Linked DNA regions of Mus musculus: region 2 is linked to region 1. Evidence: chromatin loops called from intact Hi-C (ENCODE). Cell type or tissue: left cerebral cortex. All regions are shown on one strand. Each heading gives the region's core, and the rest is flanking DNA. Links, peaks and the distances in the headings are about the cores only.

Region 1 (5,373 bases), core at 168-5,167:
AGAGTGACCTCCACCCCGCCACGGTTAGGTACACCGAGCGGGCTCTTCATGATGGCCACAGTAAACCAATGCTTCCTGTTGTACCTGCTTCCAAAGGGGATAAAGACATAGACAAATTGTCCCAATTTTCAGAAGGCATGAACTTTTCATTTAGAAAAACCACAACTCTTATAACTGAGGGATTTCTAAATAGACGCTAAAAATTGTCTTCTTGAGGCTGAGGAGGGAGGATTATGATGAGCCTGAGGCTAGCCTGTATCCAAAAAAAAAAAAAAAAAAAAAAAGTGGTCTTTCTGAATGTCCCTGCTGACTAGGACCTTCTCAGATGGAAACGAAGACTGTTCTGGTGACCATAAAGATGGCTTTTAGCTTCTTGGGGCTTTGGGTACTGGGAAGTGCACTTGTGGTCGAGGACCTAGAAATCAGGGTCATGCTGGGTTTTGGTGCCCATGGACACCATGAAAAATGCCAGGAGTGAACAGTTATACGCAGGACTCCCCAGAAGGCAGAGGTCAGATGGCAAAACTGGAATGGTGCCTGTCTCCACTTAATGGTCCATCCAGTTTCACGGAGTGCCCATTATAGAGCAGTCATTCCAAGCAACTGGATCAACCAGGAGAATACACTGTCTCCGCCTCACCACCTTCATAGACTATGAATTTTAGTAAAGTAGAAAGTAGGTCAAGATGCACAGCTCCTAGCCTGGGAGCTGATGCTGAGCTGGAGGGCGTTGGTCGGTGGGACCGGGCACAGCTGGGTGGGGACAGCAGCAAGAAGTGACACTTGGGAAAAGTTTCGAAGAGGCAAGGACCTGCCACATGGCTCCCTGGGAAGAAGAAGGCAGAGACTACCTACTGCATAGCTGAAGGATGTGGAGTTGGTCAGGGCTAGTCCAGTTGAAGGGATTGTGTGGACTAGAGGAGAAAAGAATTTGAAGGACACATGAGGCCAATAGATCAGTGTCACTCTGATGGCTGATGGCTGGGCTGATCCACACTGGAAATGATCAGTGCACTGAGGTCCAGCAGAGGAAGGGTGCATATATGGAGCTTCTGATCCCTCTAGGAGGACGAGATGGGACTTAGGCTAAGGACAGTGCCTGACACATTTTCTTGATCCAGACCCCGAGAGTCGAGGATGACCCTGGTCAATGAATCATTAGCAGCAGATGTGAATTTGATGGGCCAAGGGGAAGACTGGAAATACTTCAGGGCCGTGCCCCTGGGGAAGGAAGGGACAGTTAGAGATTTAGAGATGTGAGGTTCCAGCCAGGCCAAGCAGGGTCTCCCTGCTGGGAGTTCAGGGGCACAGGACTAGGTTGGGGCTGTCTGGCTAGTGACCAGGAGCAAACAGAATGGGAAAGTGGGATGGGAACACATTTGCGCACAGAACAGAGTCCTTTCAGGAAAAGACAACTGGAAATCTGGAGACTACCTGCCACTTCTCAGTTCAGCTCGCCCTTTACTTCTCTGTCACCTTGGGCATGGAGGCCTCAATGAGGCTCACAATAGCACTGCAAAGGGGCACAGGGCATAAGTCCTGTTCCTCCATTGCCTGTCAAGACTTTTGGCAAGTGTGGAGGCTCCCACGACAAGCCACTCTGCAGTCTGAGTGGCAGTGGGCAGGAGCAGGCAGGTGAGACCACAACCATGGTAGGGCCTGGGAAGTGAGGGGCCCTGGAAAAATGGTTATCCTCTGTCACACCTGTCCCCAGAGTCTCCAGCCCTGCCTAGATCCAGGCCAACTCTGGAGCTGCTAGTGGTTCTCTCTAGAGCTTGACTGGGAAGGATGGTTGGATTTTGCTAGGATCAGAGCCTGGGGTGGATTGGAGGTAGAACTGTCCTGGGTCTTCCTTACAGTCAGGGGCGTGCCTAGCTACCCAAGGAGTCTAGGCAGGAGTCCAGGAGGACATTAGGAAAGAGGGCAGTCTCACTCTGATGGGAAATGTTAGAGGGAAGCTGTTCTCTGCATTCCTTTGAGTCCCGTGCTTGTGGCCTTCAGATTTCCAAATCACAAGAAAGAATTGTGGTTCTTTCTGGATTCACCAAAATGGGGCAATAGAAGTTTAAATGGGCGAGAGAGGGAGCAAGAAAAAGCAGGGCAACAAAGGGGAGAGTGATCAGGTGGACCACAGACAGGGGCAGTCCTCCCAGAGGCTTGGTTCTGATCCATCAACACCCTATGGCTATGGTGAAGGTGGGTTCTGGAAATGGTAGTTGGCTCACAGTCCTGCCTGCCCTGGCACTGCACAGGGTTGGTTTATTAGCACTGGATACTGCAAGGATGGGTTTTCTGGGGCCCCTGCCTGAATCCCTCCAGCTGACTGCAGGCTGGGTGTGGTGTGTGTGTGTGTGTGTGTGTGTGTGTGTGTGTGTGTGTGTGTATTCAGGGGAACAGGCCAGCTTCCTGTGAGGAACAAGTGGAGCAAGGCAGATGTCAGCCCTCTTGAGGTTCATTCATCCACTTTTCTGAAGTCAGGGTCAAGGGGACATTTCCTGAGGGGCATGTGCACGGAGTTGGGCACAAAATGAAGAGTGGGAATAGTAAGTATTGGAGAGAATGTTAGAAGCAGTGGGTGTGAGGAGGCTGGAAAATGCATGCAAATAGCAACAGGAGACAGGATGCTGAGAGCATGGAAATTTCTATGGTACAATCAGTGCCAAGATCAGTGATTCCCTACCTTGGAGATCTGCCGGTGTCTGTGTGTCTGTCCTCAGTCTTCTGAAACCACTTCTCTCTGTCCACTGTCACCCCCAGACACCTGGCTTCTGCTGCAGCCTGGCTAATCCCTCAGAGCAGCTGGCCCACTTGAGCCACAGCTGGTTTAAAGGAGGCACTGAGAGAAAAGGGAAGCTTCCTTCCCCATGTGCGAGGACGTGGGACTCCAGGGCCCAATTACCCCACAGTACAGTGTGTCTGCCCCACACCGCCAATTAGCCCTGGTCTCCTGTGCTGGATGGCATGGGCTAGCAAGGAACTCAGGCCTTTTGGTGTCTCTGCTCCTTGTCCCCAGCACCCTGTCCAAGCCTTCAGGCCCTGGGCAGAGCTTCTCTCCATTCCCTCACTCTGGCTACATGGCCCTGTCCTGACTGGAGCCACCTTTGCTCTTCAAGGCAGGGAGGGACATGTCTCTGTGGAGAGTGATGACGAGGTCTAGTCCAGAAGATGAGGTTGAGGTAAGGCCCTACTCAGGCCTGCAGTTTATGACTGTCATCACTCATGAGTGAAAAGGCAAAGTTGAACTTTTGATGTAGACAGAGACATCTTTCTTGTGATGGACCAGAACAAATATCACGGCTTATGTCTAAGACAAACAGACTTGCCAGGTGGGCAGAGTGATAGAAGCCACTGATCCCAGGCAGGAGAGTGAGTCCCAGAGTATAGGTAGGCTCAAGCTACCTATATCTTCAGCAAGGCCATCAGAGAGAACAAGGCTCGGTCCAGTTTCGAAGCGAGCTGATAACCCAACCAACCTTTCCACAAAGTCATAATCGCCCATCAGCCAGTAGGTGTCACAAATCAAACACAACCAAGCAGGCCTTCCAGCTTCTCAGAGAGGCTAAAATAGAACACCAGACAGCTCCGGATGGTGGTGGGTGCAGACTCTCCTACACTGCCAGTGTGAGCAAGACAGTCCAGCTGCTCTGTAAAGGACGTCTAGCAGTTTCTTATTGAGTTGTAAAACTAGACATATATTCATGTACAACTCCAGATACCTCCATCTATATGGCTGTTCCTTTCACAATCTCTCAAAGCTGGAAATAGTCCCATGTCCTACAGTGTGTTATTTGCTGAGCCAGCTGAACCCACAAGTGAGCTGTCTGGACACAGGATGGCGTAGGTGGGTCTTATGTCCCCACATGCTCATTGCCCATTTGGGCATCTTCTTAGGTTCCCAGAAAAAGCCAAAGCACTTTTCATCAGTCCCTGCCAGAGCCTGTGAACTCAGGCGTGGATGGTCCTTTCCCAGTTCCTGGGCAACATAGACCAAACCAAACCTATAAAATAATCATGGCTATAACAAGTCCTTCATCCTTCATACAGTCATAGGTATAGAATCAAGGAGGCCAAGCTCTTGGCATTGCCTGGGAAGAGTGAGAGGTTTGTGTGGCCACCTGGCAGGAAGGTGCTTTTTGCCCATAGTGGAAAGACTTTTGCTGTGTTCATGGCTGCCTGCACTGTTTGCCTCTGTTAGATGGTCTATTACGTTACAAGAGAAATTATTTTTATTAATTAATTTGGTTTAATGACAATCTCACAGTATATATATATATATATATATATATATATTTCTGATTACTCCCTGCCCCCATTCTTTCTTCTCTTTCCCCCAGCCCATCAGCTCACCTCCTCCTCCTCAGATCCCTTCCCCACATGCATGACTTTAAGTTTTATTTTTCTGACCCATCTGGTTTAACACAGACCATCTGTGTAAGCGCTGGATTACACCTATTCAATGGAACTGGGTGGGGTCACCAGTGTGTTAACAGCTGAAGCCACTGACTCTCTCTCTCTGAATCCATAAGGAGCGAATAGTTCACCAGTGATGGGCAGAGCCCCCTGGGCCCCTCCTCTGCCCACTGCTGTCTGTTGACAAACCCATTATCATGCAGATCCAGCACAGGTATCCACACCTCCCTGAGTTCATGATTCAGAGGGCTCAGTCTTGCCCAGAACGGCTCATCACTCACTGTCCTTGTCCTTATCTTCCAGCTTTTGCATTCTTTCTGTCCTTTCTTCAACAATGCTCCCTGAGTTGTGGAGGGGGCGCTTTCAATGTCTTCTTCAGGGTTGGCTGCTCATCCGTCATTTATCCTCAGTGCCTTGGGCAGCGGTGAGTCTGCATTTACCACTGTTTGATGGAAAGTAGCATCTGTCAGACTTCCAGCGATGCCGACAAACCGTGTCTTAGCCCATTGCTGCAACAAGCCACCTGGAGCTGCGTAATGTATAAGGAAAAGAGATTGCTTAGGGGAATATCACAGCAGTCGGAGAAGTTATAAAGATCAAGGGCCCCATCCGTGTCAGGAGAGGGCAAGTGTATCCCTCAGCAAAAGTGCACGTGAGGTTAAGAGCAGGCACGTGGGAAGAGTGTGCAAGTGTGTGGGGAGCCAGGCTCAGCTTTCTGACACTCTCAAACCAACCAACTAACCAACCAAGACAGTCCTAGAGGAAGAACTTAGGCCCACCTGAAACAGCCTGTTGGAAGGACTCCACCCCATGCTCTCAGTACCGCCCACACAGCCCCCATCTCCCACTCCACCTGAGGCATGAGGCCTCAACATGATGGGGGGAAACCATATTCACCCTCAGCAGGACCTTACTCCCACATGGGCATCCTCCTTCACCAGACCAGATTCCCACTGGCCACAC
Region 2 (5,373 bases), core at 186-5,185, 360 kb after region 1:
GAATGGTACAGACTTTTGAAAGCCTCAAAGCCTGCCCCAGTGCCACACCTCCTCTGACAAGGCCACGCCCCCCCATCCTCCCCAAATGGTTTCATCAGCTAGGGACCAAGCATTCAAACATGGGAGCCTATGGGGGCCATATCACTCAAATCTCCACGCTGTCTTCTGTCTGCCCTTTAGAATGGGACTGCTAACCCCATGCATTATGAGATGAGAACGAGGCTCTAGGGACGAGTAGGATGCTATGGTTTAGAAGTGATTCATGGACCAGCGACATGGCTCAACAGGTAAAGCACTCTCCACCAAGCCTGACGACCTGCGCTCAGTCTCTGGTACCCACATGGTAAAAGCAGAGAACAGATTCTGGGTTCTTGCAAATTGTCTTGACCCCCACATATGTGGCAAAGCCCACATTCATCCTTTAACATACACACACACACACACACACACACACACACACACACACCTAAATGTAATTTTAAAAGTAATAAAACTAAAGTAAAAGGTGATGTGTCCAGGGGTCAGGTTGACACATGATTGTCACGAGACTGACACAAGCAGACTCATGATTGTTAATCTTGATAGGCAAGCAGCAGGATTTAGAACCACCAGAGAGACAGAGAGGCTTAGCTGGCACAGGAAGACCAGTACTTGCTCTGATGTGGGCAGCACCATGCCCTGGGCTGAAGTCCGTGAATGAATAAAGAGGAGAAAGCGACATTCACCTCTGCATCCTGACTGCCGACGAGATGTGACCAGCTGCCCCCACTCCGGCCGCCATGCCTTCCTGCCACGATGCACCGCAATCCCCTTTTTAAACTATTGATCAAATTAATCCCTTCTTCCCTTAGGTGGCTTTTGTCAGGCTTTGGGTCACAGCAACGAGGAATGTAACTGCTCTACTTTCCCCTGCTGCTGGTACTGTGCCCTTAGAGGTGCAGCCTGAGGTCAGTCACCACAGGATGAGGGTGGCCTGTGCAGGGCTCTCCCTTGGCCATGCCTGGATGGTTAGTTCTTTGAATTGCTGGCTGGTTTCCAACAGTGCACCATCCTGACAGAACTTGCTCAAAGACTGGCATGGTCCTCAAGTCAGGGCTGGCTGCACAGACAGCCCCATGTCAGTGATGCAGGTTCACTCTCTCTTTCCAGCCACTTTCCCATGCTCTCTAGAAGCTAGCCACAGTTGTCTAGCTTGTCCCTCCAGCAGGGTCCCACTCCTCTCACGATAGTCCTCAGAACCCCTGCTGGCTCAGAGGGCACCGTCTGGCCACACTCTGCTTACAAAGACATTATGTCCCTGGGAGAGATTTAGGGCTCTCTTCTTCCGAGTAGTTATGAGCTGTGGTCCTAGAGTTGGTGATGGAGACAATGGCACACTTCTCTACCTTAGGAGCTGAGTACCCAGGCCAGAGTAGGCGGTCTTCTCGGCTTGCCTCTCCTGGCGTGAAATCCTGCCCTACCAGCAGGTGGTCAGAGACCCGGGATGCTTATCAGCACTGAAACTAGGGCTGTGCTTCTATCCTCAACAGAGGCTAATGCCACAGAAGACTCTGTCTTCTGGCCACGTGGAAATGCACTCAGCCTAGAGCTTGGATTTTGAAGGAGGCAGCCAGAGACGGCATAAAGATTGCTGACCTCCGTGCTTTCTGGGAAGAAGGGCCTCATATTGGGGCTTTCTTGGCTGGGCCAGCCTGGAAATGGTTGTCCTGCCTTCCTGATTCAGCAACAGCAGGAGGAGAGGCAAGCCCCGGTTTAACTTTCGGTGCTATGGCCTGATTGTATGGAGCTTAGCAGATTTTGTTGATTAATCACTCCTGTGGGCCTTGCATGATCTTTGGATCACTTGCAGAAACCTTAAAGAGTGGGGTGTTGCGTCTTTATTTTGTTTTGGGAGAAATTTTGGTTGTCTTGGGTCTGCAGATGATACCAGGTTACCATGTCAAAGGCAGATGCTAGATCTGTTATTCTATGAGAGCTAAATCTATCATGTAAGAGGGGGAGGAGGAAGAGGAATATGAAGAGAAGGAAGAGAAGAAGGAGAAGGAGGAAAAGGAAGAAGAAGAGGAAGAGGAGGTGGAGAAGGAAGAGAAGGAGGAGGAGGAGGAAGAGGAGGGTCCCTCTCTAGGACCCTCTCGGTGATGAAAAGGAGAGTTTGCACGGCCAGGTCTTCTCAGGTGGGCCCCCTGCCTATGAGCTGTGGGGGGACCAGAGGCCCAGCATTCTCTGTGATATCCTTTCCCGAGGCTTAACCTGGGTCCCACAGTGGGATCCAAATATGAAGAGAGGCATCGCCTTCCAGCCACTGCAGCCACAACTCGGCCTCCACACTCTCCATCCACTTCCAGATGGGACAGCTGCTTGTGTCAGGGAAAGTTAGTTTGTGTGGGCAGAGACAAAGGTACAGAATAGCTTGTGGCTCTCTCTCTCTCTCTCTCTCTGTGTGTGTGTGTGTGTGTGTGTGTGTGTGTGTGTGTGTGTGTGTGTGTGTTTGCACTATGTAAGTCCGGGGCATGAATGTGGAGTGCTGATATGTTTAAGGGGAGAATGTAAGTAGTGTGTGTAGGAGGGTGCTAGTGTGCCTAAGAGAGGATGGTAGTCTGGTGTGTAAGGACAGCTGTGTAGATGGCTATGTATAAGTGTGGGCATGTAACTGGGAACTATTTGTGGAGACCAGGGGTAGGTGGATGTGAGTGTGGGTGTTGGGGAGGATAGGCATGTGTCGGGGTCCAGGATATTGGAGTGTGAGTGTGCAGTTGGATAGACAGGCATATATGCAGCAAGCCAATGTGGCTGTGGGATAGAAGTGAGTTAGTCTGTGGGGGAAAGAGCTGATGAGCATAATTGTGGCTGAATTCACAGCGATGAGGAGGAGGTAGAGGTTGGTATATATGCAGGAGTGGGTGTGGATAAGTGAACCCTACATGTTTTGGTGGTGGGTATTGGGGTATATACGGGTATCATTTGGGGTATGTGGAGGTAGGATGCAGGGTGCAGGCAGGGATTCCCACGTTGGCATTTCATGTGGGTGGGTAGGTGTGTGCTGGGCACAGCATGAGTGAGGGCATCTGTGGGCAATAAGGATGTAATGCAGGTGGGCGACTGCTGTGATAGAGAGGCAGACTGTGGACGCGTGTGGGGAAATTGGTGGGTACAGGGAGGGTTGTGGTTTGATGCGACTGAGAAAGTGAGACCATCAGGGCCATTGTCATGGGGGTGGGGATGGTCAGATGTGGCTGAGCAGATAGATGGGGGTGTTGGGTAAGAATGGAGCTACAGGATGCACCCTGAGGAGCCTCACCCACCTCTCTTGCTCAGGTACAGGGCCTTCGTGTCCAGCCGGCTTTCCTTGCTGAGGACAGCAAGGCGCAATTGCAAGCCTAAGTACTCCAGCAGCCTTTTCCGGGCCATGAATACCTCCCGCTCTGCTGGCATCAGAGCGTGAAAGGGACAGTGGGCGATCTTCCGGTCCTGTGACAGGGTACAGGGTCACAATGAGTCCTTGGGGCTGCTATTCACCAGCCAGCCACATGCAGTGGTCGCTGAGGACTTCCGGCCACCCCACCCCACACTACAGAGTGACTGAGTGAGCAGGCTGCCTCTCTGTCCTCCGAAATGTGACTGTGAGGACACAGAAGGACGCCTGCTCACAGGTACCCAACAGCACATGTTCACCATCATGAGGCCTTCTGTCCTAGAAGACCAGACTTGACTGTGGGCTCCTAGTTTTATCTAAGAGAAGCCGGGTCTCAGAGGAGTCCTGCTCGGGATAAAGCCGCACCTGGAAGAACTTGAAGTAGCCATAGTCGACTGCCGTGCCCACAGCCGTCCTATCGCCTTGCACAAGAGTCACGGGGTTCAGGACATCCGCCCCGTAGCTAATGAGCCGGTCAATCTGAAGAACACAGAATCTGTCAAGCACACAAGGCCACTGGAGGGGTGGCAGAGGTGGCAGAAGCCACCTTCAACATGGGGCCGTGCAGGGCAGCTCCACACATGAACACATCATAAGGTGCGTGACTCCCAATTCCCGTGGGCATACTCGACAGCTGAAAGGCAGCCGGAGGAGAATACAGTTGCCCAGAAGGGCTGTGATTCCCTACTGCCTACACGGTGGCCATCCCCCATGTGTGTGAAAAAGTCAGAGGCAAATAGGGTAGACAGGCTTGGCCTCATCCTGAGATGCCATTCCCTGGAGAGCCATCTCTGATTCCATTCATGGTCATGGTAACATCAAAAATCACGATGGCTAAGACATAGGGATACCCGTTTGCTCACTGAGGGATGAGTAGATAAACAGAAGGTGGCACACACACACAGAGTAGGGTGGCAGTCAACCTTCAGAAGCTAAATCCAGCTTACCCAACTGAACAGTGCCCTATGCCCACACACCAGGTGTCACAGCCACTCCAGTGCGACCTCCTGGAACCCTAGAGCCATGACTTAACCTGAACGCTTAATTGTGTGAGATGCAGCCTGAGGGTTATCAGGGTTCACAGCGAGGCTCGGAGTCCAATCCTGACAGCTGAAGCTGACTACCAAGTAAAATCAGGAGGGGGTGGTGAGCAGCGGCCTGTGGACTAGACGCGGCTTTTGTTCAATAAATTCCAGCTGGGTGTGGTGGTGGACAGCTGTAATTCCAGCACTTAGGAGGCTGGGGCGAAAGATTATACGTTTGAAGCTTGGTGGGGCTACAGAACAAGACCTTGCCTCATCAGGAAAAAAAAAAACAAAAACAAAAAAACGAAACAAAAAAAAACCACCAACCCTAAGTAAATGTGTTCAGGCACTGTGGAAAGGTACAAATGTACTGTCTGCTTTCTTAGCATATTTCACTAACATGGGTCATAAACCCGGGTTTCAGGTAACCTGCAATGCGCATGCAGACCTGCTAGGTCCAGACACTGCCGACAGCTTGACGCTATCTCATTTCCCAAGCGCTGTGGGGGTGGGGAGGGTAGGTGCTGGATATTGTGTCCGCTAGGCTACTTTGGTCACGGACATGATCTTAGGATGACCCAGCCTATCCCACCCTGAACCCAGCAGGTACTCTCCACACCCTATCTCTTCCCAGCATCCTCCCACGCTTCCCCTCACTCACCAGGGCAATCTTGTTCTCGACGCTCCTCTGTTGCTCATAGACCAGGTCACACACAACACACAGGGCAGTGCCCAAGCCTTTGGTCAGAGGCAAGTTGGGGTCAGCTCCCTGGGACAGGAGCTCCTTCACAACCTGGACACACAGACAAATTCCTCAGCGACCATTAGTCCTGGGTACTACCCATAGGTCCCACCCACAGGGAACGTGATGGGTAGGAAGGATCATGGGTGAGCATCTTAGGGAGGAGGTGCGGTTCTACCCAGAGCCTGGTTCTG

What was found. A loop is a pair of places that touch in the nucleus more often than their neighbours do. Peaks named below come from ENCODE experiments on the same cell type or tissue, not always from the same donor. Only the 100,000 strongest peaks of a DNase experiment are listed, where the experiment ranks them.
Region 2: a loop joins it to region 1, with 4 times the contacts of the local background. A loop is called at or near these places in 3 of 42 quality-filtered maps.

The regions. Positions count from the first base shown.
Region 1 is chr1:92,515,636-92,521,008 of GRCm38, forward strand. Olfr1414 (olfactory receptor 1414) reads right to left here and starts at 2,880. Exons shown (of 2, transcript NM_147039.2): 1 at 2,681-2,880. In left cerebral cortex, for the core only: no CTCF peak of the experiment used is centred there; DNase peaks (open chromatin) are centred at 2,736 and 3,624.
Region 2 is chr1:92,873,233-92,878,605 of GRCm38, forward strand. Ankmy1 (ankyrin repeat and MYND domain containing 1) reads right to left here. Exons shown (of 18, transcript NM_001347091.1): 13 at 5,099-5,230; 14 at 3,779-3,892; 15 at 3,303-3,468. Among named protein-coding and RNA genes, the nearest start is that of Gm36184, 11 kb to the left of the region's middle. In left cerebral cortex, for the core only: no CTCF peak of the experiment used is centred there; a DNase peak (open chromatin) is centred at 2,692.